2 separate regions of the Mus musculus genome follow, and region 1 is linked to region 2. Evidence: chromatin loops called from intact Hi-C (ENCODE). Cell type or tissue: left cerebral cortex. All regions are shown on one strand. Links, peaks and the distances in the headings refer to the core of each region. The heading gives the core; the rest is flanking DNA.

The links. A loop is a pair of places that touch in the nucleus more often than their neighbours do. Peaks named below come from ENCODE experiments on the same cell type or tissue, not always from the same donor. Only the 100,000 strongest peaks of a DNase experiment are listed, where the experiment ranks them.
Region 1: a loop joins it to region 2, with 6 times the contacts of the local background. A loop is called at or near these places in 2 of 42 quality-filtered maps.

Annotation. Positions count from the first base shown.
Region 1 is chr9:89,750,287-89,763,014 of GRCm38, reverse strand. No RefSeq gene overlaps it. Among named protein-coding and RNA genes, the nearest start is that of Ankrd34c, 18 kb to the right of the region's middle. In left cerebral cortex, for the core only: no CTCF peak of the experiment used is centred there; DNase peaks (open chromatin) are centred at 4,693, 5,270, 6,139 and 9,899; H3K27ac peaks cover 1,932 bases.
Region 2 is chr9:89,834,877-89,847,604 of GRCm38, reverse strand. All of the region lies in intron 3 of 4930524O08Rik (RIKEN cDNA 4930524O08 gene), which reads right to left. Among named protein-coding and RNA genes, the nearest start is that of 4930524O08Rik, 15 kb to the right of the region's middle. In left cerebral cortex, for the core only: no CTCF peak of the experiment used is centred there; DNase peaks (open chromatin) are centred at 2,443 and 5,546; H3K27ac peaks cover 1,026 bases.

The sequences.
Region 1 (12,728 bases), core at 2,875-10,874, 85 kb after region 2:
GTTGACAACCAAGAGTAGCCATCACACATATTAATGAATGTGGTCTAGATTCATTATCTTACTGGGGTCTAAAAAGTGAGGGGTTACTTTCTTCAACCATTGCCACCCAAATCCAAACAAAACAAATCCTCAAAATGTCCCCTGATCGCCTATTTTGTTATTCTGAAATCAGGGCTATTAGCTTTTCATCTCTATGGCAATCTTAATAATTCATTAAGAAGAAAAGTTTATTTTAGGTTACAGTTTTCTACCTTTCAGACCACGATCAGTGGCCCCACTGCTTTGGGCCTGTGGTAGCGCAAGGCATCATAGCAGAAACACATGAAAGTTCAAAACCATTCACTTTCTGATGGGGAGCAAAAAATGAGACAGAGAAAGAGGCTAGGGACTCACTATCGCATTTGACAGAATGCCACAGGGAACCCAAGGACCTCATACAAACTTCCTTGCATCACCTCCCAGTAGCATATCCTAGGGACCAAGCCTGAATCAACACAGCAGCCTCAGGGAGACATTCACGATTCAAACTCCAGCAAGCTCTGAGTACTAACATCCATCTTTCCCTTTATTTACTAACTTGCAGTAGAGTAAGTCAATACCCTTCTCATGTTTTTGTTGCCTTTTCCGTCTACTTCCTTTGAAGTAGAAAAAGTTACACAAGTCTTTCAAAGGGCTTTGTTTCTTTCCCTGAAACATTTGACAATGAATTGCTGGCAGGATTTCTACAGCACACAAGAACCATAGAGTACAGCCACTGACTGATATCTGTGCTTGACAGTCACCATTGTGACTGTCCTACACCATCCCCAGAATTCAAATGTGCTCCTCTTCCCAATTCACACCAGGTTTCATGGGCTGCTGAGTGTGGGCTCTTTAGGCATCTCTATGTTAAGATATGCAAAGAGATGCTCAGTGCTAACACTGTGTTGAAAGTCATAGTTGTGTAATGGACCTGTTAAGTAGTTTGTTTCAGGTTGTTCTCAGTCTGGGACAGGGGAAATTTTATTTGCTTTATATTTTCAGTTATATGAGACCATTTTAGGGTTTCAAACTCAAAACTAAAATACAAGATAAGAAAAGCTTCAAGAATTCAGAGAAAGCTAGCTTCCTCCCAAATGTCCCCACTTCTGGCTGTTTCCTTTCTCTACTGTTGTGTTAATTTTTGCTTTTAGAGACCATGGTACACATATGCTTCTGATGTACACATATGCTCCTTTACAAAAACCTGGAGATGGCATGTGGTAACTTACAAAGGATAGGACATTATTTGGGCTCATAATTCCAGAGATTTGAAGTCAAGGGACCATATATAGTGATGAACATCTTGTTGACAGAACACCAAGACAGTGGTGAGAGGAGGGTATGTGTGTGTGTTTGTGTGTGTATGTGAGTATGTGTGTAGTTTTAGAGGTTGATTCTGCTAGTTGGCCTCACTTGTTTTTACAGGAATGTGGACTGTCACACATGGTTGTACCACAGCTCATTCCACCCTGTTGATAGAAACATGTTTCGGTTTTTAATTTTGTTATTTCAGTGATGCAATGGACAGCCTATGCATTTGCATACCTTGTGCTAATGTGTCTTTGTTGTTGTTCTAGTTGTTGTTGTTGTTTTAATTGTTAGACATGGATTTGCTGAGTGGAAGAGTGATGACAAATGCAGTTTGACTGGATATTGCAACATTCTTGTCCACAGCATCTTGCCATTCTATACCCCTATCAGAGGGCTGTGAGGGTTGTTTCCCACAGACTTCCCATGAGTACATAGTAAGTATATAATAGGTCTAGAAAATTATCTCAGTATTTTAATCCGTTCTCTTTTCTTATGTGCCCTCTTGTTTGTTCATCCACCCATCCATCCATCCATCCATCCATCCATCCATCTATCCACCCACCTGTCCATCCATCTACTTAGCAGATGATCTGCTAGGGTGTTCTTAGTGAGGAGCAGCTAGTGTTTTTTGTAAGATGACTTGCACAGTGCATGGACTCTTCCTTATCTTACAGGACAATCATCACAGGCTAACCCTGTTGTACTTGCTGGGGAAGGTACAGAGGAGCTAATGTTTTGTTTAACAATCTGGTCACTGGACTATTCCAGGAAGGCCATGAGGTTCTCTTTGGAGAAGGTTTGCTTTGTTCTCTAAATTGCAGTTTGAACAATTTCTGGAGCCTGATGGCTTGTGACCATTAGCATCTTACCAGTACTCTCTGGTCAGGCTTAGTCCTAATGCTTGTCTTATTTTGACCTCCAAAAGCTTCTAGATCCTGAGAGTCCCAGCCCCCAGCTGGCTTTGGTTGGTAATAAACAGGATATAAAGCTATTTTCTTCTAGTTTCAATTGTCACAATTTTTATGATGTATTAAATAAATGAAAATGTAAATTTACCAACAGTGTAAAACTTTAAGTATAACTGACTTAGAATGACTTTTCTAGCTGGGGGGAGGGGAAGTCACAGAAATGTTTAGAGCTTGAGATTAGGTAACCATGGTTTTGTTTATTTGTTTTTTTGTTTTGTTTTGTTTTTAGTGGCACTTTAATGGAGTAATTTTTTTAAAGATTGGATTTTATCTTTATTTGTGTATGTGTGTACTGGTGAGGGTAGAGAATATATGTGTATTTGAGAGGCCAGGAAAAGAGATGTCAAATGCTCTGGAACTGGAGTTACAGGGTTGTAACACATTAGACACTGGTATGAGAAACCAGAACTACTTTATTTATTGGTAGCATGTATGTATGGTGTATGTGTGTGTGTGTGTGTGTGTGTGTGTGTGTGTGTGTGTGTGTACATGCAAGCATCTTTTCCAGTACATCTGCAGAAGTCAGAGGACATGTTGAGTTGGTTATCTCCTGCCCTTCTGCCTTTACATGGGACCCAGGGATCAAACTTATATAGTCAGGTTTGTCAGCAGGTCTTTTTACTTGTGGAATCATTTGTCTACTCATGAAATGGAGTTTTTAAATCCTAAAAATATCTACTGAGTATAGAACTATATAAAAGATGTTCTTTACTATAGTATGAGTGGGAAAAGAAATTGCTACCTCTCCCTTTCTGGCTACAGTGTTGTTGCTCTTCCAATAGTCTTATAATTGCTCAAAGACTGTAACTTATATTATATATACTATATTACATACATACATAATATTATGTAATATATATGATATAATATAATATGTAAAATATGGTATATTGTGATATGTGAAATAATAATAATATATATTAGAGTCTCTCATCAACAAACAATTTTAAATGAATAGTTCATGATCATTTGTTAAAGAAAAATGTAAACAACATCCCCCCAAATTTCCAGGAGTGGCTCATTAATTATGATGGAATGATAGGATCACGAAAGCAAACTGAGGAAGCCATGGGGAGTGAATTGGTAAGCATATTCCTTTATGGCTTCTGTTTTAGTTCCTGCCTTAAATCTCTGCCCTGACTTTTCATACAATTGTAAGCTGTAAGATGAAACAAATCTTTCCTTCCCTACGTTGCTTTCGTTCATGGTGTTTATTACAACAACCGAAAACAAACCAGGACAGAAAGGTATTTCAGAATAACAGTCTTACCTGGGTGGTCATGCCCTTCAAAGGTATAAAAGCACAGATCTTTCTACTACTGCCTTGGTCAAGTCACAATGTCAACTACTTCAACTTCCCTATACTGTTCAAGAGAACATTGGTAGTGTTTTTTCAACCAATAAAGATCTGTTTCAATGTTAACTGGAGGCCTGGTCTTTGAGACTTTTCTCTCTACAAAGTTCTCCTTGGTCCCACAGCTCTCCCACGCACCTTGTGTGGCCTTGCTTACATGGCCGCATCCAACTTCTTTACAGTGACAAATGCAAACTCTCTGGAGTAGCTGGTCTTTGGATGTTTCCTTACTGTATGGTGGGTGTATGTTTCCTCTGCTCAGAATGACACCTAAGACTCTCCAGGGTTGCTGCAGCTCTGCTGCCCATTGAAGAGTTTTCAAAGGGGTTCTAGCTCCTTAGGAGAGACTGACTTAGGCATGGTACCAGTCAGACAAAAGACTTTGATGATATTCTCCAACAGAAGAGAGACTTCAGCAATGCTGTGGTAGTTTGAATGAGATGTCCCTATACTCTTAGGCATTTCAATGTTTGGTCCCCAGCTCTTGGCTCTGTTTGAGTAGCTTTAGGAAGTATAGCCTTGCTGGAGGAAGTATGTCACTGAAGGTAGGCTTTGAGGTCTCATAGCCATGTGCTCTTCTTAATTTTTTCTCTGCTTCCTGTTTGTGGTTTAAGTGAGACCACAGTTCTCAGCTTCCAGCTCCACTCTCCATGTATGTCTGTTACCATGCTTTCCTGACATGATGGTGATAGAACTCTAACCCTCTGGAACTGTAAGCCCCAAATCAGTCCTTCCTTCTGAAAGTTGCCTTGGTTGCGATGGTTTATTGTAGTGATAGGAAATGTGGCTGAGACAGATGCTTTATGACCATGTCCATGGTCATAAAGTTTGTTTATTTGTTTAAAGTACAGGGTCTTAGAGTGGAGACTAGGCTAGTTTTGAACTCATGACAATCCTCCTCTCTCAGCTTTGAGTGCTGGGATTGCAGACATGTGCCGTTATGTTATGCCTGTTTGCCTTAGTTCTTTAGTCACTGTGTAGAAATCAGTGCTACTTGACTCATCCACACATAACAAGCTGGGCCAGGACAAACCTGCCCTGCTGCAAGCACCATCAGCTCATGAATATGGCACAGACTAAGTAATTGAATCAAAATGCAGGATCCACCCTTTATGCCTGCAGAGAGAGAGAGAGAAAGAGAGAGAGAGAGAGAGAGAGAGAGAGAGAGAGAGAGAGAGAGAGAGAGAGAGAGAGAGAGAGAGAGATTAAGATGTAAGGGTCAGGATAAAGGGTCTCTGAAGAACCTTGATATGGCAGGCTCTATCCTACCAATAGTACCCGCAGGGGAGTGGTACTTGAAGGAAGTAACAGAGGGGCTCCCAGGTATTGATCTTCATGGTAGCTTTATCACTGATCCCCATTCACAGTGTTCCTTAGGGACTGAAAGCAAGGGGCTGCATCTCCATAGCGCTCAGTGCTTGGCTCCCAGTTCCTGGAAATTTGCATATGCTAAACCTCCTTTGGGGGAATCAAGGTTTTAAACAAGATTATTTTTAAAAGAAACACAAGGCTCTTACAGGACCCAAAAGCACAAGCTCACAGCTTCTAACTAGGCTAGCTAAGCAAGGATGCTCCACGGAGGGAGCTGCAAGTGTGGGCTCTATTTTAGGCTTTTAAGAAGAACACGGGTGATCATGATTTCTGCTGGGTGGAGCAGCTATTTAAAGGACATTTATTTTTGTTGAAATATTCGCTGAGTATTTTTATAAAGTACTTTAAATCTGAAAAGGCTAAATTGCTTCTGTAGGAGCTTTGAGAATGGGGTGGGAAGGAAGAGGGCAGCCATAATATTGTTGCTTTTATGTGGTGGTGACACCTTGGATTCAGTCTCTCTAGTACAAAGAGAGAATGAAATAAAGCAGAGGCGGTGGCATAAATATCACTGGAGACAGCTCGCTGCCTCTGCAGGTTTTCCCAGAGCTGTCATTTTTCCTGATGGACAGGATAATAGAGAAAATGTTTCAAGTGGCTATGCTTCTGAGAACTGTAACTTCATTCAGATCTTGGGATTCTGTTTTTTTAGGGAGTCCCCAGCCACCACCTGGTATGGCCACTTACATTCCTATTTCTGGGAGAGCTGACCTCAGTATTTCGGGCATTATGGAAGGCATGTGGCACAACTAAGATCTAGAGTCTGTAGCCAAACCGTACTTGTCTCTTTGAAAAAGACACCTATGGTAGGCTCTAGTCCATTCAGTTGTGCAATTTCTGAGGGTGGGACATAGATCTGGGGGCTTAAATTAAACTCTCCACATGAGTCTAATGGACAGTCTGCATTAGAACTCCTCTACAACTCAAGCTTTGATATGAGGAAGATTGACTTGAAGTGTTTGCCATATGGATCTAGCACAAGATTGGTGCAGGGACTGAGAATCTGCATTGTTCTCAGGTTTCTATGTGTTATTGCTGCTGCAGCTGCTGGCATTCCACATTGAGGTCCCAGATGTAGATCACTTCATACTGGACCAGTTGCAGTAGCAGAAGTCCACTCCTGTCATGGCGGTTCTCCTTCTTTCTCTGTGATCTCATTATGCATGAATCCTAAAGTCCCGCCTCTGCCTCCCTGCCCAGCCATTGGCCACTGGCAACTTTATTTACCAAACAAAGCCAACTGGGGGCAGGGACCCTTAGCTTCTTACCAGCAGACTTGTAGGTTCCTGTGTAATTTTGGGAGCTGAATTAACACAAGTAGCTTAGAACCAATCCATAATAGGTCATAATTTTACAAAAGGCGTTCTCAACGTACTTTCCTGGTAACTATGTGTTTGGAATTGAGAACAGAAATCTGCATGTGTGCAGGGATTTCCAAATCTACATTGTGATGTCTAAAGTTGATGTTATAGTCTTTGCAATGAGCAGGGTCATAGAGAGTGAGAGTGGCTGACTCTGAGGACTTTGAGCCCTATGTCTGGAACGTCAAAGTTCTTTCTAGAGAGAACTAGTGGGGAGTCTGGACAGGAGTCACTCTTGTCCCAAAGGCCAGATGACTGGGGTTTATAGTTAGTTACTTTACCCCCTGGGAAGAAATTTTAGATAGCCCCCTTTCCAGATTTATTGATAATTGGTTGTATAGTGGGCTTCCAGGTTTCTGATGGTACATTTTCCATTTCTCTCCCCAGTGGCATCAGCAGCATCCACACATCATTCAACATACACGTTTGGCATAGCAGCTCCTAGTGCTAAGCCTTTGGGGGAGTTCTGTTCGTAATGAATGAAAGATGTGACTTGCTTCCAAGAATCTCGGTAGAAAGAATCACAAATACAGAGTAATTTCAGGTTCTATCCACCCTAATCTGGTCTGTCAAAACCATAATTAAATTGGTTTCTTGCTGGCAGAATCATACTGTCAGCTCTCAATATTTATGGATGCTCAGAATATACATTTATAAGTCCTCTTGGGACACTACCTTACAGAACGTTATTTACATAGGATAGTGCCAAAGATTCTGAATAGTTCAGAAACCTATGCTTTATGAAACTCATGCTACCACCCTCAAAATATTATGTCTCTGGGCGATTCATTTTAATTCCTGACTGAGTGAGCAGGAGAAAGGTATTCCAGGCAGTCTTTGCAAATATTTCCATTCTTTTAGCACAGATATGAAGAGCTAAAAGGAATGTAGGAATAGTCAGAGGCTATTGCTTGTTCTCATAGGGTTCTCAATCAAATACACAAAGAGCAACCTTGTACAAAAATGAATTTAAAAAATGGATCAAAGATCCTAATTTGAATCCCAGTGCACTGAAAACTTCAGAGGAAAACATAGGGAATGCACTTCAAGATGTTAGGGTAGGCAAAGACTTTTAAAAATATCAATCAACAGCAAAAGAGTATCAACAGATATCAATCAACAGCAAAAGAGTATCAACAGATATCAAGCATCAGCAGTAGCAACAGATGGGGCTATATGTAAATAAAATGTTTCCAAACAGAAAGGAAGCAATCAGCAGAGTTCACCGGCAGTCCACGGAATAGGCAGTCCACGGAATAGGCAGTCCACGGAATAGGCAGTCCACAGAATAGGCAGTCCACAGAAGGGGGGAAAATCATTACAAGCTACATTTTCAGACAAGGGGTTAATATCAAGCAATTACAAAGAATTACAGAAGCTAAATACCAAAGAAATGAAACTTAGAATCAACTGGGCAAATGAACTGAATAGACACTAAGAGAGAAAGAAAGGAAGAAAGAAAGAAAGAAAGAAAGAAAGGAAGGAAGGAAGGAAGGAAGGAAGGAAGGAAGGAAGACAAATGTCCAAAAACTACTTAGAAAGTTTTTAGTATGCTTACTTTAGAGAACTGTAGGTTAAAACTACTTTGAAATATGATTTCACCCCAGTTTAATTTGACAAGTGTTGAAGATGATGGAGAGAAAGAGAGAGAATGTTTATGGGGATGCAAGTTAATATAGCCATTGTAAAAATAAGTTTAGAGATTTCTCAAAAATTAAAAATAGAACTATCATATGACTCTGGTATTTTACATCTTATTATAGAGGTAGTTGTACCCGATGTTATTGCTGTATTGTTTATTCACTATAGAAAGGAATTGGAATCAACCTAGTTGTCCATCAATAGATAAATGAATAATTAAAATCACATGCGCGTGCGCGCGCGCACACACACACACACACACACACGCACGCGCGTGCACACACACACATATTACTCAGTTCTAAAGGTAAGTGAAGTTAAAATTTTACAGAGAAATAGGGGAGCTCAGATGTATATTAAGAGAAGTCACACCATCTCAGAAAGAACAAGGCACACGTTCTCACTTGTGTGTGGAATCTAGCCATATATATATATGGCTAGATTATATATATATACTGTACTTATATATACTGTACTTTTTTGGGTACAGTATACAGCGAACAAAAGGGAACAAGGAAAGCTAAATATGAGGCACTACAGAAGAACTGAATGCAGGCATACGTTTTTCTAGTTCTAATTCTGTCATAGATTTTGTTTTGTTTTGTTTTGGTGTGGATAAATGCATAAATATAGCACAAGCTTCACAGATCCCATTTTGGAGTGTCAATTGTAATTGCTTGTAAGTTCATTATATTGCACGGTCTTTGGAGCTGGTTAATTTTTGTGTATGATGTTCTTTATTTATTTAACAAGCTCTTTTTTTCTATAACAAAGTAAAAAAAGAACAATCCAATTAAAATTATGGCATAGAACTAAATGAAGTGTTCTCAAAGGATAAAATACTAATAATTGAGAAATATGTTTACAATGTCCAACACCATTAGCCATCAGGGAAATGATAATTAAAACAACTTTAAGATTTTATCTTATTTCATGCAGAATAATGAAGGTTATTAACACAGATGATTATTAATGGTGGAGTGGCACCGGGGAAAAGCAACACATATTCTCTGTTGGAGTGCAAAGTGATATAGCCACTAAGGAATTCAGCATGGAGGATCATCAAAATTCAAAAAGTAGATGTAACCCATGACCCAGCTGTAGCATTCTTGTGAAGATACTCAAAGGACTCGGTAGCCTACTATAGATCATATGCCTGTTCATTCAGGCTCATTACTGCTATCATCACTGATGAATGGATAATGAAACTGTGGTGCATTATCACAATGGAAAATAATTCAGCCATTAAGAAAAATGAAATTATGAAATGCACAGGTAAAGGGGATAGAGCTAGAAATAATCACCCTGAGTGAGGTAACCCAGACTCAGACAAAATCATACATTTTCTCTTATTTGTAGATGTTAACTTTGAATATATATTCGTACATTCAAATATGCATTTGGATATATATACATATATACATATGTACATATACATATACAAACAGATATACATACACACATATATTTATATATACATATATATGAATGCCATTTGAAATACACATGAAGGTCAGAAAGTTAGTAAGGGGTCAACACAGGAATTCATGAGAAGGGAGATAGAATGCAGCAGTATATAATAGTAAAAAGGAATAGTGGGACAGGAAGGGTTACAAGGGATGTGGGTGGAATGGCTGAATGAAGAAGGGAATAAGGGGAGGATGAACTAACACTAAAGACCTTTTGAAAAAGTCATATGGGAGACATATGTATTAACCATAGACATATTCTAATATACATATCCATATATATCCCAACACATACCCACACCCACACCCACACCACACACAGACACACACACACCCCACACACACTGCTCTTAGTTACTCTCTAGAACTTGACTCTAAGACACAATTATAAAGACACCATAGGACATGGAGTTATAGGACATGGAGAAATTACACTGATACTAACTGGGAAGCTTCATCCCTGCTGGACAACTTTCACAGTACTGAAAGGTGCTGCGTGGGTTACCAGAGGAAAAAAGTAGTCATTAACATCCCTGTTTTCTACTTTATAGCTTGTTCCATTTTTTTTTTCCTCAACAATAAGAATCTTCTTACAACCCTATAGAGTAGTCTCCTGGTGATTGCAAAAATACTAGTTGATTAAAATAGTTATCTTGGGGGAGGGAGTGGAGGGGTTGATCATTGGTTAAGAGCACTTCTTTCTCCTCAAGAGGACCTGAGTTCAGCTTCTAGCCCCCACATCAGTTAGTTCATAAACACCTACAACTCCAGCTCCAGAGGGTTCAGCACCATTTTCTGGCCTTTGTGGATATCCCACAGACATGGTACACATTCACACATATATATTAGTGAAAAAATAAGTCTTAAGTTTTTTTTTTTATTATGGGTCTGGAGAGATGACTTAAGAGTTAAGAGCACTTGCTCTTCTTTCAGCAGTCTCAGCACCCACATGATGTCCTACAACTGTCTGTAACTCTAGTTCCAGGGGATCCAATGCCCTCTTCTGGCCTCCATAGGCATTGGCCACACATATGATACACAGACATAACATGTAGTCCATATACATATAATAAAAAAATCAAAGGTAGAAATTTCATTATGTTTTTTGAGAACTTTATACAATGTGTTTTGATCATATTTACACTTCCTTTGTGCCTCCCCTTTCCAAACATCATGTGTTCTTTCAAGCATCTGCTTCTAGCAAAACATCACGTGCCCTTTTTCCAGTCTGCCTCCAGAAAAATCCACACTTTCTCCCTACCTACCCAAATTTGTGTTCTTTCTTTCCTATCATTTCATTTTTGTAATCATTTCCTGAAGTGGAAATTTCTGGTTTCTTTGGAGACTAAGTTGTGTCACATGATTTTTTTTTCCTTCTGGAAACTGTCTTATGAGAGGATGTTTTTGCTGAAGAAGGCACATGGGAGACTGTTTTGCTAAGAACAGACATGTGATATTTTTTTCTGGAGGCAGACTGGAAAAAGGGCACGTGATGTTTTGCTAGAAGCAGATGCTTGAGAGAACACATGATGCTTGGAAAGGATATAAATATAGCTCAAGAGGCAGTGGATGGTGCTAGATGGTATTGGTACACCTTGTCATTCTTTGCTGGTCACCTTTGGGCTTTACTGATGCTGGCCTTTGCTGATGATGCTGGGTGGTACTGGTATGCCTTACCATTCTTGTTGGTTATCATTTGTTGTGACTTCATAGAGAGAAATGTACCAAAAAACTTCTGGCGGTGTTTCAGCAGCTTCTTGCCACTTCCCTGAGCTCTGGCTGGTTGGCAGAGCCTTGCTATTTCTTCTGGATTAACCAACATTGCTGATTAATGAATGGTACTTTCGAGTCCTACTGTTGCTGATTCTTGAATGGTGTTTGTGAGTAGATCCAGCTGCCTCTGCTGATTCATATGAACTGAACTGCCGATATACTGACAACACAGATTGGATTTGCACCAAAGAAATATTTCTAAACAAGTCCACATCCTCCTTTACTCTATTAATCTTTCCTTTTCACTCTCTCTGGTGGGTGGTGGGCTGGAAGAGATGTTAAAACATTTAAGAACCTTAATTTTTTAAATTTTATTTTATTATTTTTTATTAGATATTTTCTTTATATACATTTCACATTTCAAATGCTATCCTGAAAGTTCCCAATACTCTCCCTCCGCCCTGCTCCCCTACCCACCCACTCCCACTTTTTGGCCCTGGCATTCCCCTGTACTGGGGCATATAAAGTTTGTAATACCAAGGGGCCTCTCTTCCTAGTGATGGCCAACTAGGCCATCTTCTGCTACATTTGCAGCTAGAGACACGAGCTCTGGGGGTACTGGTTAGTTCATACTGTTCTTCCACCTATAGGGCTGCAGACCCCTTCAGCTCCTTGGGTGCTTTCTCTAGCTTCTCTATTGGGGGCCCTGTGTTCCATCTTATAGATGACTGTGAGCATCCACTTCTGTATTTTCCAGGCACTGGCATAGCCTCACTCAAGACAGCTATGTCAGGGTCCCTTCAGCAAAATCTTGCTGGCATATGCAATAGTGTCTGGGTTTGGTGGCTGATTATGGGATGGATGCATGGGTGGGGTAGTTAAGAACCTTTATTAAAAGTACGTTTTGAAAAACCTAAGCCCATAGTTTCCTGAGGGATTACTCTCTTCCTCAGAAAATTCTTGCTTTTACCTGTATCCTGAAGTGTTTTGTCTGTTTTCCTTTAAGAGTTTCAAACCTATATCAAAGTCTTCAATTGCTTTTCATAGAGTAAGAAACAGGAAGCTAGATCACTTATCTACATGAGGGCATCTTTCCTTCCTAGTATTGTCTGTTGAAGAAACCATTTTTCTCTAATGTATATTATTGGCATATTTGTCAAAAAAAAAATCAGGTGTGTATGGCTGTGAGGTTTGTTTCTGTGTTCTCTATACCATTCCATTGATCTACATGTCTATTTTTCTGTCAATCCTATGATGTTTTCCTTGCTATTGTTTTATGGTATAACTTGAAATCAGGTATGGTGACCTCTCTAGCATTGTTCTCTTTGGATTGCTTTGGTTGTGGCTTTTGGGCTTCCACATGATCTTGAGAGATTTTATGGTTCTGTGAAGAACCATTGGAATTTTGATGGTGCTTACAATGAATCTGCACATGACTTTGGCAATATACCCATTTTTATGACATTAATTCTGTCAATCATGAGCATGGGAGGTCTTTCCAACTCTGTATGTATAGTCA
Region 2 (12,728 bases), core at 2,105-10,104:
TTTGCTTGGTTAATATGTTTCCTTGTCTTGGCCTAGAGGAGGAGGGAAGGTTTGGGAATCTAGCAGAGATAGTGAAATGAGGAGAATGGAGGGATGTTAAAGACACTGTCTTCTCTCTGATCACCTCCAGGTGCGTTTTCTGGAAGGGGAATGTTTTGAGTAGGGCCAGGAGGCAGAGGAGTCAAGATTATGGAAGATGTGATGTGTCCCCATGTTACTTTTCTATTGCTTATGCCCAAAATACTCAAGAAAATCAACTTAATGGAAGAAAACTTTGAGCTCATGGTCCTATTGCTTCTGGGATTGTGAGAAGACAAAGCTTCATGGGAAAGAACATGTGGTAGAATCAAGTTGTTCACCTGAAGGCAAACAGAAAGCAGAGAGCAAAGAGGAAGTGGCCACAGACAAGATACAGCTCCTGGATTGGCTGGTTTTATGTGCCAATTTAACATGAGCTAGAGCCATCAAAGAGGAAGGAGCCTCAGCTGAGGAAAGACTCCATGAGATATAGCTGAAGATACTTTCTCTGTTAGTGATCAATGGGAGAGGGCCCAGTCCATGGAAGGTAGTACCATTTCTGGGCTGGTCATCCTGGGTTTTGTAAGAAAACAAGGAGAACAAGTCAAGGATAGCAAGCCAATAAGCAACACCTCTTCATGGCTTGTACATCAGCTCCTGCCTCCAGGTTCCTGCCCTGTTTGAGTTCCTGTTCTGATTTCCTTCAATAGTAAATAGCAATATTGAAAAAAGTCAAAGAAGACCCTTTCTCCCCATCTTGCATTTTGGTTAGGGTGTTTCCTCACAGCAATTGAAACCCTAACTAAGGCATGCCTCCGAGGGCTTCATTTCAACCAGGTTTCACCTGCTTCAGTTTACACTGCTACAAGGTAGTTCATCAGATGGTAAGCCCATTGATGAGTATACTAGCCCTCTGGCGAAGTCAGAACCCTCAAGACCCAATCACTTCTCAATTGCCCCACATCTGAACACTGTGCATGAGGACAAGCCTTCAAGATACAAGTCTTTGGGGGGGGGGTTCTAGATCTAAACTATGATAGGTCCTAGGATGCAAGTTGACTCAGGGCCTGATGGGTGGGCAAGAATGGGGATGAAGGAGACTACTGTAAGAACTCAACCATGAAAGAGAAAGTGGCCTGACCCTAGATGGTGACAGTCAGTTGTGAAGGATGGCTAGATAGTTCTCCCCAGGGAGAGGAATGATCAAAGAGGAAGTTTACAAAGGCCATGATTGTGACTGTATTCATAGAGTCTGAAGCTCTGACCTGGCTATCTGTAAGTGACATACCATCACTGCTAGGAAAGGGTAGGTCATGGGTGAAGGACAGGGAGTCACATGGTTTCAGCAGATGGTGGACACAGCTCCCACTCCCATCCTCAGCTTGGTGGTGAACAATAAGGTAAATCACAGATGTGGAGATGAGCTGTCTAAAGTCCCCTGTTTCTCCCAGGAGTGGAGGCTGTGGAAGTTGGTGGATAAGGGTACAGGAAAGTTCTTCCTTGGTCTTGTACCCACCATTGCTTCACTGCACAGTCAGTGGTATTTTGGTACCTTTTGCATTTGTGGCTGCTCTGCTGTTGGAAGAGGGCAGCCTTGGGGCTTTGCATAATACCCAGGGATAGAGGCATCAGCGTGAATCTCAACAGACCCACATCATGGACTCAATTACTGTGACCCACGATTCCTCAAGCCACATGAGACCTTTCTGTGTTTGTTTTCTCTGTTCCCGTACTAACAGTCCTGTTCAGATGCAATCAGAGTCTGGCCTTGATACTGGTGACAGGTGGGCACCTGCAGCTGGAGTCTGTTGCTATAGCAACAAGTAGGGAAAACTGCCCCAGAGCGCTGATTTGTTTAGCCCCCAGGGCCAGTCCACTTTCCCATCATTAGCCACTGTCTGAGAATGTCTGGGTTCTTCCAAAGCAGGAACCTCAAATGGGCAGGAAATCAGAGGTGTTTAGCTGACTATATTGTCTTATTCCTTTCTATGTAATTACTCCCTACCACCAGCAACAACTAGGCAATTTCCTGGCTCCTGGTACATTAGTAACAGTCATCCAAAAGGTGGCCCCACATCTTGTAGCTATTGGAGTAGCTATGGGGAATAAGACCTGCTAGTGTGAGCCAGTTTCTGGGATCTCAAAATTTGTGGAGCTTCTCTGTGTGAACTAAAGGTGGCCATGGGGCGCCTTGCTTTTTTCCAGCTGCTATGATGAGTGTATTCCATACATCAGCAGCTTAAACAACAGCCAGCTGTTTTCTCCGTATTCTGGTGGTTGGAAAGTCCAGTGAAGATGCTGGCCCTTCGGGCTTCTCAGGACTCTCCCAGCTCACAGATAGCTACCTTCTCCTTGCACTCATGTGGTTGCTCCTCTAAATGCTTTTGGGGCAACATCAAGCTGCCTGGCCTTTTCTTTATAGATCTCTACCCACCCTCATCATCTCATCTAATTCTAGTTGTTTCCCACACTACCATATGGCAGGTTAAATCGTCACCGTATGAGTCCTTGAAGATAACAGATACTTAACTCCTAACACAGAGCTTACACAATTTAAAAGTGACTTATGAGGACCTACAAAGACATGATTCTTATTTCATTCATTCATTCATTCATTCACTCACTCATTCATTCATTCCATAGGTACTTCTCTCTCTCTCTTTTAAAACATTCCTGCCGTGTAGCCCCAATCAGGTTTGACCTCATAGCCTTCTGCATCAGCCTCCTAAATTCTGGGACTGCATATGTAATGCCATAATGCCTGACCATCGAATTCCACAGTATTTCTTTTTCTGTGAGTTCTGTCCTGGAACTCACTTTGTAGGCCAGGCTGAAATCCACCTGCCTCTGCCTCCCAAGGGCTGGGATTAAAGGTGTGAGCCACCACCACCCAGCATCTGTAGTTTTTGAAATTAAAATATAATCATATAAATTTCTCCTTCCTTTTCCTTCCTCCAACACTTTTTGGATACCACCCACTCAAATTCATAGTTTCTATTTTTTTAATTGTTGATGTGTGTATGTATGTGTGTGTGGTGTGTATGTGCATATGCATATTACCAAATGTATAACTAGAACCTTCTTTTCAGTCTATGTAATGTTACTTGTATGTATACAATCCAATCCAGGGCCTCTTCCCTGAGAAAAACTTGCTCTCCTGTTCTCAGCATGTCTTAGCTGCCTGTAGTTCTTGGTCTAGGGTTGAGATCCAATGACATGTCATCATGCTGTTGATGTCATCTGTGTTCAGGTCTTGTTTAGATGGTCCTGTTGATGAGACTTCCTGGGTGTGGCTTCTCTGACATCCCTAGGAGACAATCTCACAGCAAACTTCTGTCCCTCTGGCTCTTACAATTTTCCCATCCCCTTTCCTTTATGATCCCTGAATCTTAGGCACAGGACTTGAGTTGTAGCTGTATCAGATGGGGCTGGGAACTTTGATTGTTTATAGGATTTTTTTGTAATGTTCTCTATCACATAGTACTTTTTTGAGTGTCAGGCACCGTTTAATGTGCTAGGGGTAGGGCGGTGAGCAAAACAGACTTATATTTCTGCAACCTTGTGGTAGTAAGAGATGGAAAAAATAAAACCAGTGAGTGGTAGTACAATTATAGTGTGCAGAGCAGGAGGGGACACAGAGATGTTTCAGAAGTTAGGAGCACTGGTTTTTCTTCCAGAGGACCCTCATCCAATTCCCAGCAACCACAAGGTATCTCCCAACAGTATGTAAGTCCAATACCGGGAGAGCCAATGCCCTCTTCTGGCCTTGGTAAGCACTGAACATACGTAATGTACAGACATACACACAGGCAAACACTAATACACATAAAAATAAAAATAAAATAAAAATTTAAAAAAATGCACGGAGCAGAGGAGAGTGATGGAGTGAGGGATGACTCCTCTTGTGGGAGGTTGTAGATCAAGGCAGGCAAGACTGAGGGGGCATTTGTGGCTTGCCTGAGAGAAGCATCTTGCAGCCTCTCCAAGCACAGCAGCTACTGTTGATCCCTCACTACTGCTTTTGGATAAAGCTGTTCTCCTCTAGGTTGCTCCTTGAAGACATTCCTTGTTAGCTCCCCGAGGGGTTTTGCAGCAGTTCCTCAACCTCATAGCACTCACACTGTCTCCACACTGCCTTAGATCTCCCATGTGTTCTTTGGGGACAGCACAACCTCATGATCCCCACTGCAACCCTGGACACTGGCTTATTCCCACTGCCTTAAAAAAAAAAAAAACAATAAAACCCTGATAGACCTTTATTGCAGCATAGGCACAGAATGGTTTTGAAGAGATCCTCAACTCCCCCAACAACATCTGCTTCTCCAACAACTGGGACTGAGGCAGAACTGAAAAAAAAAAAGTATGCCTGTGTATTCAGTTTTACTTTATAGGTTAATGGTCACCACACTGACCTTTTCTGGGAGTGGGTCAGGACTTTAGTACTTGTGGCTTTGTCAGCTCCACATCTCATTGGTCACAACAACTGAGAAGGACAAGCGCTGTTGGTTCGAATGAAGGGACACAGACTCTCTTGATGAGGAAAGAGGAACCACAGATACAGTGTAAAGAAGATGGCTACAGGACACAGAATAATCATAGCTCCCTTTTCAGATCACTACCACGGTCAGACTGAAGCGAGGTGCCTAGCGACTTGACGACATCGAGCAAAGTTGTCCAGCCATTGAGTGAGGCTCCATGGGGGCACTTCCGTGTTTGGTCTGATCCAGTTCCTACTTTGACCACTCAGATGAGATCACACAATCTGTCCAAGGGCCAGGGGCTGTCTCTTTATCTTCCTGTCCTCTCTGCTGGCCCAGAACATAAGGTCTCAAGGGATTGTGAGACCGTTGCATTGCTTGAACTCTGTTTTTGGTTGGCAGAAAGCATGAGGAGGGACAGAAACAGGCTGTGTGGTTAGCCTGTTTTGCATACTCTCCCCCATATTATTATCTCCTCTCACTACCAGAGCTCGCCTTGGCACCAGAAACCTGCTTGCCACTGAATAAGGCAAGCCATTCGCTCAAGCAGAATGTGTCACTGCTGGAAGTTTCTCTCTCATCATTAACTAATTTGCTGTGCTTTGCCACGGCCCTTGTTATCTATAACCATGGTAACGATGCAGAGAGCTCTATGTGCATTTATTTTGGACTCCAAAAGCCCAAGGGGAGTGCTTCTCCCACTAGACTTCTGAGAGCTTGGGTGGGGCTGGACTTGGCTGTCCAGCCCTCTGGGGATGTTATTTTTCAAGTGTGACATGAGGGGGTTGGGAAATCAATGGCTGCTGAGAACTCCTCCAGCTGAGAGTTCCTCCCATCGCTAGCGTGCATTTAGGATCTAAGAGAGGAGAGTTCCCGAGCCTACTCAGGAGGCTGTGCTGTGAGTGGTTGTGAATCTGGGGACAACAGTGGTGCTTCGCTGCTGCCTCTGACAGTCCCTCATTCTGCTAATTTGATGTCCTCACTATATAATTATACTGTGAAATTCCCTGACTGAAGGAGACAATTTTTTTTTTAATATATCCTCCCCTGACTCCCACCACTCATTGCCCAGATTCGTGAATGGGGAAAGTGGGTGTTTGCAGCTTTTGGAGGAGAACAGCCATGTTATGCAACCTGCCCTTCTCTGTATTTCTGCAGCACCACCTCCAAGTTGGGCCCCAGAGAGGAGGAGTAAGGCTGCTCTGCGCCAACAGATGCAGATTCAGGACCGCTTTGGGTCTCAGTTACTTTATCTGGAAAATAGGGAGAAATTACTTCCCTGTGGAAACACCAAAAGAGCACGTGGTACCTTCTGACTGCCAGAGAGTGGGACAGAAAGTGGGCAGGTGACTTCACTTCCTTGAGCCTCAGTTGTACCTTTGGGAAATGGGACCAATCATAGTGCCCCTGCCAGGCAAACTGTGAGGGGATTAAATGGCATGCTGCCCATTCCCAGATGTTCCTGCTGAGTTGTTGTTACTCTATCAGTATGACTCATACGTGTCAGGGAAGGGACAGGGTCTGCTGACCTGGGTGTGTCTTCCAACAGGCAGTGGCTCGACTGTCAGGCTGCTCAGATGTGGCTAGAACTGTCAGCTTGATTCAAGAGTACCTCTGGGAGCTTCCCAGAGGCAGGTGCTAATGCCACACTGATGAGCACCCATCCCCTGATGGGCTCTCAGCTTTTCCTGCTTTGTGCTCTCCTGTTTGCCCAGGTCAGCAGCTACACTGAGTCACAGTGGCTCCCTACAATCCTGGCTACCCCTGGACCTGGCCATGAGCTGTCAGTCAGTTTAGTAGACCCCTTGGTCAATATGGTATTCTCTCATTACATTGGTATTTTAGACTGTTCTCTTTGTTTCCTTGCCTTATTTGGTATATGTTACTCTATCTGTTTGTTTAGTTTTGCTTGTTGGAGACAAAGTATCACACTTTACCCCAGGATGGCCTTGAGGGTCTTCTGCCCCAGCATCTCAGATTATAGGCATGTGCCACCATGCCTGGTTTATTCTTTCTTGCATAAAGAAGACACCCAAATAGTTATTACAATGCCTTTGACCATAGTTACCCATTGAGCATGCCAACATGGGTCTACTTAATCACAGAGAGAGGTCTAGGAGGGACCTGGAAACTAATAGTTGTTATTTCCAGCGAAAGACATTAGCGAGATGAGTGGAGAATTGCCTTTTTACAGAATGAACTAAGTGGTCAGAATTAACAAAATTAGCTTCATTTTGATTTGAGTGAGTGATGTTTTGTGCATTTTATATTTCAAAATACTTTTAAAAAGCAAATAGATCTTTAGATCTGTGTATTACTTGGAGGACCTGTGGACTACAGGAAATTAAAACAAGACCATTGGCGACAGGAGGATGAAAGATATTAAAAGTGGCACAGCAGAACACAGGTGACAAGAGGGGAAAGCAAGGGGGACTAATAAGGACGGAGATTTAGTGGGTGAGGGTTGGAAGGCTGGAGCAAAGAAGGGGGTAGGGAGGGATAATTAACACTAAGGAATTTTTTAGAAGTTACATGGACCTACAATTTTATAACACACACACACACACACACACACACACACACACACACACACACACACACACATTATGCTCCTCACAGGAGCCATAGGTTCCAAATAAAAAGCCCAGTACCAGATGTGGCTTATCCCCTCCCCCTGTTACTCAGAGGTGTCCCAGAGCCTCTGCCCCAAGCAATATAGGCTATTGCCATTGCTCTTGATCACCCATCAGAACTTGATGAGGAGACCTGATTGCTAAAGACAACACACATTGATCACAGGAAATACAGAAATCAAGTTGATGTTGACCAGGCAGCCTCCTTCCTACTGGTCATCTCTCATAGTATCAGAAGGTGTTTTGTAGGCTGTTGCTGGAAAAAGCTCCTTAAGAGTCTTACCCAGCTGTGACACTTGTAAACTCCAATGGTGATTGATAGGGAAGGTTTGCCCATAGGTGTAATATTGGCATGAATGTTTTAGGAACAACTAGTCAGTTTTTTATTAGATTTCAGTCCTATTCCACAAGAAGAAATGTATAAGTGGGACTGTAAATCTAGTCAAGAATCCATGGTTGTGAGCTCACAGCCCTCAAGTTTGAACTTGTTATCCTACTAAATGGACACAATATCAAACTATTCTTTAAATTTGTATCCTTCCACCTATGGATTAGTGTGGCCCCTCAACCTCATCAGAGAAATTTCTTTGTGCAGCAGATATTGGTTAATAGAGAAACTCACAGCTGTTCAAAGTATAGACTATATATGAGTCTTTGGGGAACTCAGCCAAATATGTGCAGTTTACACCAGACTCCCAACAGAGGCTCAAGGATAGGCTCAGAAGTAATGCTGGGAAGATTGTAAGGACCAGAGAGCTAAGAAGACTGGAGCAAAATAGTATCTTCTCGACATGACAAGACCAATGGACACATAAACTAACTCAAAGCACAAGGCCAGTCTAGTCAACACTGAAGCCTGGAGTGAGGCGCCTCCATATCTGAGGAGCTATTGACGGTTGATGGCATCTGGGGAAGGGAGAATCAGTTTCTTCTAAAGTGTGTGGCGACTGGCTAGGTCAGCCGCATTCTAGAGGATAGCCCCATCACCATAAGAACAGGAGTAGTACAGCTTATCTTGGAGGAGTTAAGGGGAGGGAAGGGGATACATATGATAACATATTGTATGAAATTATCAAAGAATCAGTAAGATTAACCCAATATTCGGGACTGTTTCAGTTCAGATCTGAGTTTGAGCCCCCTAGCATTTAAGAAGTTCATTACAGTCATATCCATGTGCTTGTAATCCCAGTGTCACAGGGAAGCAGAAACAGGAGGATTGCCTGGGCTTGCTGGCCTCCTGGGCTTGCTGGCCTCCTGGGCTTGCTGGCCTCCTGGTGTAGTGATAGGTTCTTTTTCAAGGAGTAAGGCAGAGAGGGAGAGAGCAGGAGACTCAGTGTCCTCTGGCCTCTGCTTCTGTGTATGGGCATGTGTGCCCACAGCACACACTCATATATAATACACGCACACGCACACACACACACACACACACACACACACACCAATAATGAAGTAAATAGCATGGATTATTTTGGAATTGGAGATACAGTTTCAAACTTTGTAAAGGTTGCTCTTTAATCCCACTTGTGGGAACTCCATGTCCTAACCTGGATCATGTTTAAAGTGAGTTTATCAGCTCTGGACACTTGTGCTTAGTGATTAGTCTGTATTTCCACACGCCCTCTGAGGGTCATTGCTCCTCTGTGTTCTTTGCATATCATAGATGGGACTGTATATCTCCTCTCATGACACTTCCTGTACATGTGATCTCATCCATGTACATTCATCAGTGCTGTGCAATAACTTCCTTTGGTTGTCCTCCATGCAAGGAAGATAGGTTGATGCTATGACTCTGTATTGACCTGTCTTGTGCAAGCCAGGCTCAGTACAGACTCCCATGGAGCCTCAGACATGGCCATAATATCTTTGGGGAAAGATACTCTGTGATGGAGAAGCCCAGGCTTGTCAACCCCAAACCACTCCAGAGAATATATAATTACCAGAAAAGGCTCTGCTTCTTGCCTGGAAACAGTATCTCACTTTGAACCCGAGGGATATCTAGCCAATATCAATCCATTCCAGGGGCCCTGGAGACCAGAGGGCCCTCACCTCTTCCCATCAGGGTCTCTAGAGTTCCCTTGAGTCAGTACTTGTCCTTTTAAATGGAGTCAAGTGAGTGTGAACCTAGGTTGTGTCACTGATAAATGGTCTGAGTTGAAGTAAGTCACTGCTTTGGCTTAGAGAAGCATTCTCCAAAGGCCCTTGTGTCAAAGGCTTGGCCTTCAGCTTCTGGTGGAAGCTTTAAGAGGTGGGGCTTGGTAGAACCCTTGTAGACATTGAGAACAGGATCTTGAAGAGTTCAAAGGATTTCAGCCATTCTCTCCTTTGCTCCTGTAAAGAGAACAAATTGTCTCTGCCATACACTTCTTACTGTGAGGTGAAATTTTACCACCAGAAGCCTAAAAACCACAGGGTCCAACCAAACACAAACTGCCTCCCCTCTCCCAGGTTGTTGAAGAGGCCTGTGTGTTCTTACTGGCTGTATTTCCAGGTCCTGTAGAACTTGCTAGTTGCTAAGGTTTTTCCTAGTATCACCTTGGCCTCAGATCCTAGACCTCAGTCCACATGGACCCATTCAAAGGCCTGATACACTTTGGGTTGCCTTTGAGTCTATCTTCCAGGAAAACATTGTCTCTGAGCTTATTTACTATGATCTGGGGTACCCCATCTTCTTTGGCCATCATCGTGGGCTCCTAAACTGGGCATCTCCTCTGCTTTGAGGCAGAGACAGTGTATTCTCTTGACACTCTATAGGGCTGGTAGTTGGCTTACCTCTCTTGGGATTGCCATGGGGGTAGATCCCCTCTGCTCCCACGGTCCCCTCTGAGTTTTGGCTCTGCAGTGCCATGGGCCTTCTGAAAGTTTCCTCTAAGTCATACCCCGACTCTTTACCCACAGGACTACACTGGGTGGAGCAGGCGATCCTGAAGCTTCTAGCTTCTCCCCGGCAGCACTCCTTGGGACTAGTGTTGTCCCTGACCCTAAGGTCGATCACTTGCTCAGAATTTGGGAGGCACCTGCCAGGCCGAGCTCTGATCTCAGGGATAAGCGTCCACCTTAATGCCTAGGTAACATCCATTCACTCTGGCCACATCAAGAATTGTCAGTGGACCCAGAATGTGTCTCTCCAGGGATCTGAAGCAGTGTAGGGGTGCCACTGAACCAAGATAGGAACAGGAGGCTTAGAACCTGTACCTATCCTGACTTGAAACTGGAAGATAGCGTTTACCCCTGAGAGTATACTGAGACCAATGAGAAATGTCGAATGTTTCCTTTACTTCTTGGAGCCAAGGCAGGGCAGGATGGCCTAGTCCAAGAAGCAGCATGGAGGGAAAAACCCAGTAGCAGCAGTAGCAGCATTAGCTGCTGCCAGACTGGAGCAAGGCTATGGATCTCACTACTTTGGACTCTCCCAAATCCCAGATCTGGAATGTTCCCAAATAGCCACAGGGTCTAGCTTCATTTAGTTCACCACAGATAGTGCCCTGGACCTTCAATCTAACTAAGTAGCTCCAGGGCCTGCCAGGCCGTGGGCTGTTTCCCGTGATGCAAGGTTGGGCTGGATGCTGGCAGGTCAATTGTATTGAAACATACCTTTGTGGGAGTCAGCTGCCCCTTTTCAGAACTACAGACTGGCCCCGGGGCCAGCAATAGGCATGGAAAAAAAAGAACTGTAATGAGCTGGGTAATACTGGAAATTAATAGTGGTAATTAATTCTCAAAGCATTCAGAGACCACAGCAACAGACAGAAGGCAAAAAGCATTTCTGTTTCCAGGCTGAGCTCCAAATGGCTCCATCTCTTTTGAAATAACTCTCGGTAGCTTGTTCAAGTCTTGGTAGGGAAACACCAGTGTCGGATGGAGCAGGTCTGGCTTCTGAAGCTGCTCCCTCCTGCTTCTTGGCTGTGCAGCTCCAGTCATTCCTCTGACGTGAAATACAAAGGAGAGGATCCAATTCACACATCTTCCTGAGAGTCAGTGTGGTGACATGTGTGAAGAGGGGACAGTTCAGCCTTGGACTGTCACTGTCTGGGTTGAGGTCATCAACCACCCTGAGCCTTAACCTCTTTGCCTGTAAACCAGGAATGACAGTAATAGCATCCATAGCATCATCTTCGTCTTCGACATCATTGTCATCCTGATTTAAGTGGTAAAGCGATAATCACATACAGCACCTAGGTCATTGTCGTAGCATTTGCTATGCAACCTACAAGCACCTCACCATAAGCTGGCTGAAAGCTCTAGGCTCTGTACCCAGTATTACCGACACTGGTAGCATTCATTGAAAACTCATCATATGTCAAAGGCAGCTACCTGTGTGTGCTTCCTTATATATGTTTCCATCATCCTTATTTTACCTCCGATTAGATTTGGTTTAGATTCTGGTGACAGGGACAGGATGCAGGGTGTGTCTAGAATGCCCAGATCCTATGATTTGAGCCTCGGTACTGAATTTAAAAGGAATATGGAAACAACCATTGTGGGAGTGGGGACGCTGGTCTAGTTAAGTCCGGTCACTCAGCTCGATGGCATTTCAGCATATTCTGACTTAAAAAAATGGAGGTTGACTGGCAACCTCCAGGGTGAGGACTTTAAAACACTTCCCAGTTTTGGGGTTGGGGAGGTGATGGTGTGTGCTGGGTGAGCACTAGGACCTGAGTCTTATCTCCCAGCACTCAGTGGAGTGCTATTCCAGGTGGGCTATACCCTCATGGAATCTTAGCACTGAGGTGCTAGAGACAGCAAGATCCCTGGAGCTTTCCGGCTAGCCAGCTAGACAAACAGACAAGTCCCAGGTTCAGTGAGAGAAACAGAAAATAGGAAATGGACATGACCAGATGTCTCAGGTGAGGGTACAAAATCTCAGGTTGATACTCATTCCATACAGAAAGCTCCAGGCAACAGACAGGACCTATGATACAACCTAAACATACCAACTGCACTGTCTCCTAAGCCTGCAGACCTTTTGGATGATGGCCAATAGGGGAGTTGGAGGCTGCTACTGGGTTTCTGTGAATAAAAGCTGAAGAGAAGTAGAGGCTAGCAAAGATCCCGCCATGCATAGGGTAGGCCCCCATAACACAGAATGAGTTGGGTCACAGTGTTGGGAGTGCCAGAATGGAGAAACCTGTCCTGTGTGTGCAAGTGGGAAGTAAGGGAGGAGACATACGAGACCATTTGGGAAGATCAGCAAGATAATGAGATTGAAGAAGCTGGGTCTAGTTCTCCTACAAGTCACTGGTGGAGAGACAGCCTGTAGGGAATATGAATATGGAGCTTGGGGGGAAAAAGTGAGCAGAGATATGCCACCAGCCACATGTCCTGCTCATGAACCCCACTCCTGAATCCAGACCCTCCAATGGCCCCTGTGGAGAGAGCTATGTAAGAGTTGGGGATGAGGGTACATCCCCAGGGAGCAGCCACACTCCAGGGACAAGTGGAAATAGTGGAGGTGACATGGTTGGATGAGTCAAGCTCTGTCTCCTTATGGCCCCTGCTTTTGTAGTGTCTGCAGTGCCCCATCCACTCTGTATTGTCAGGCACTGAAGACATAAGTGAACGTATTTGCTATCCAGTATCCCTGATTTTACCCTCCAGTCTG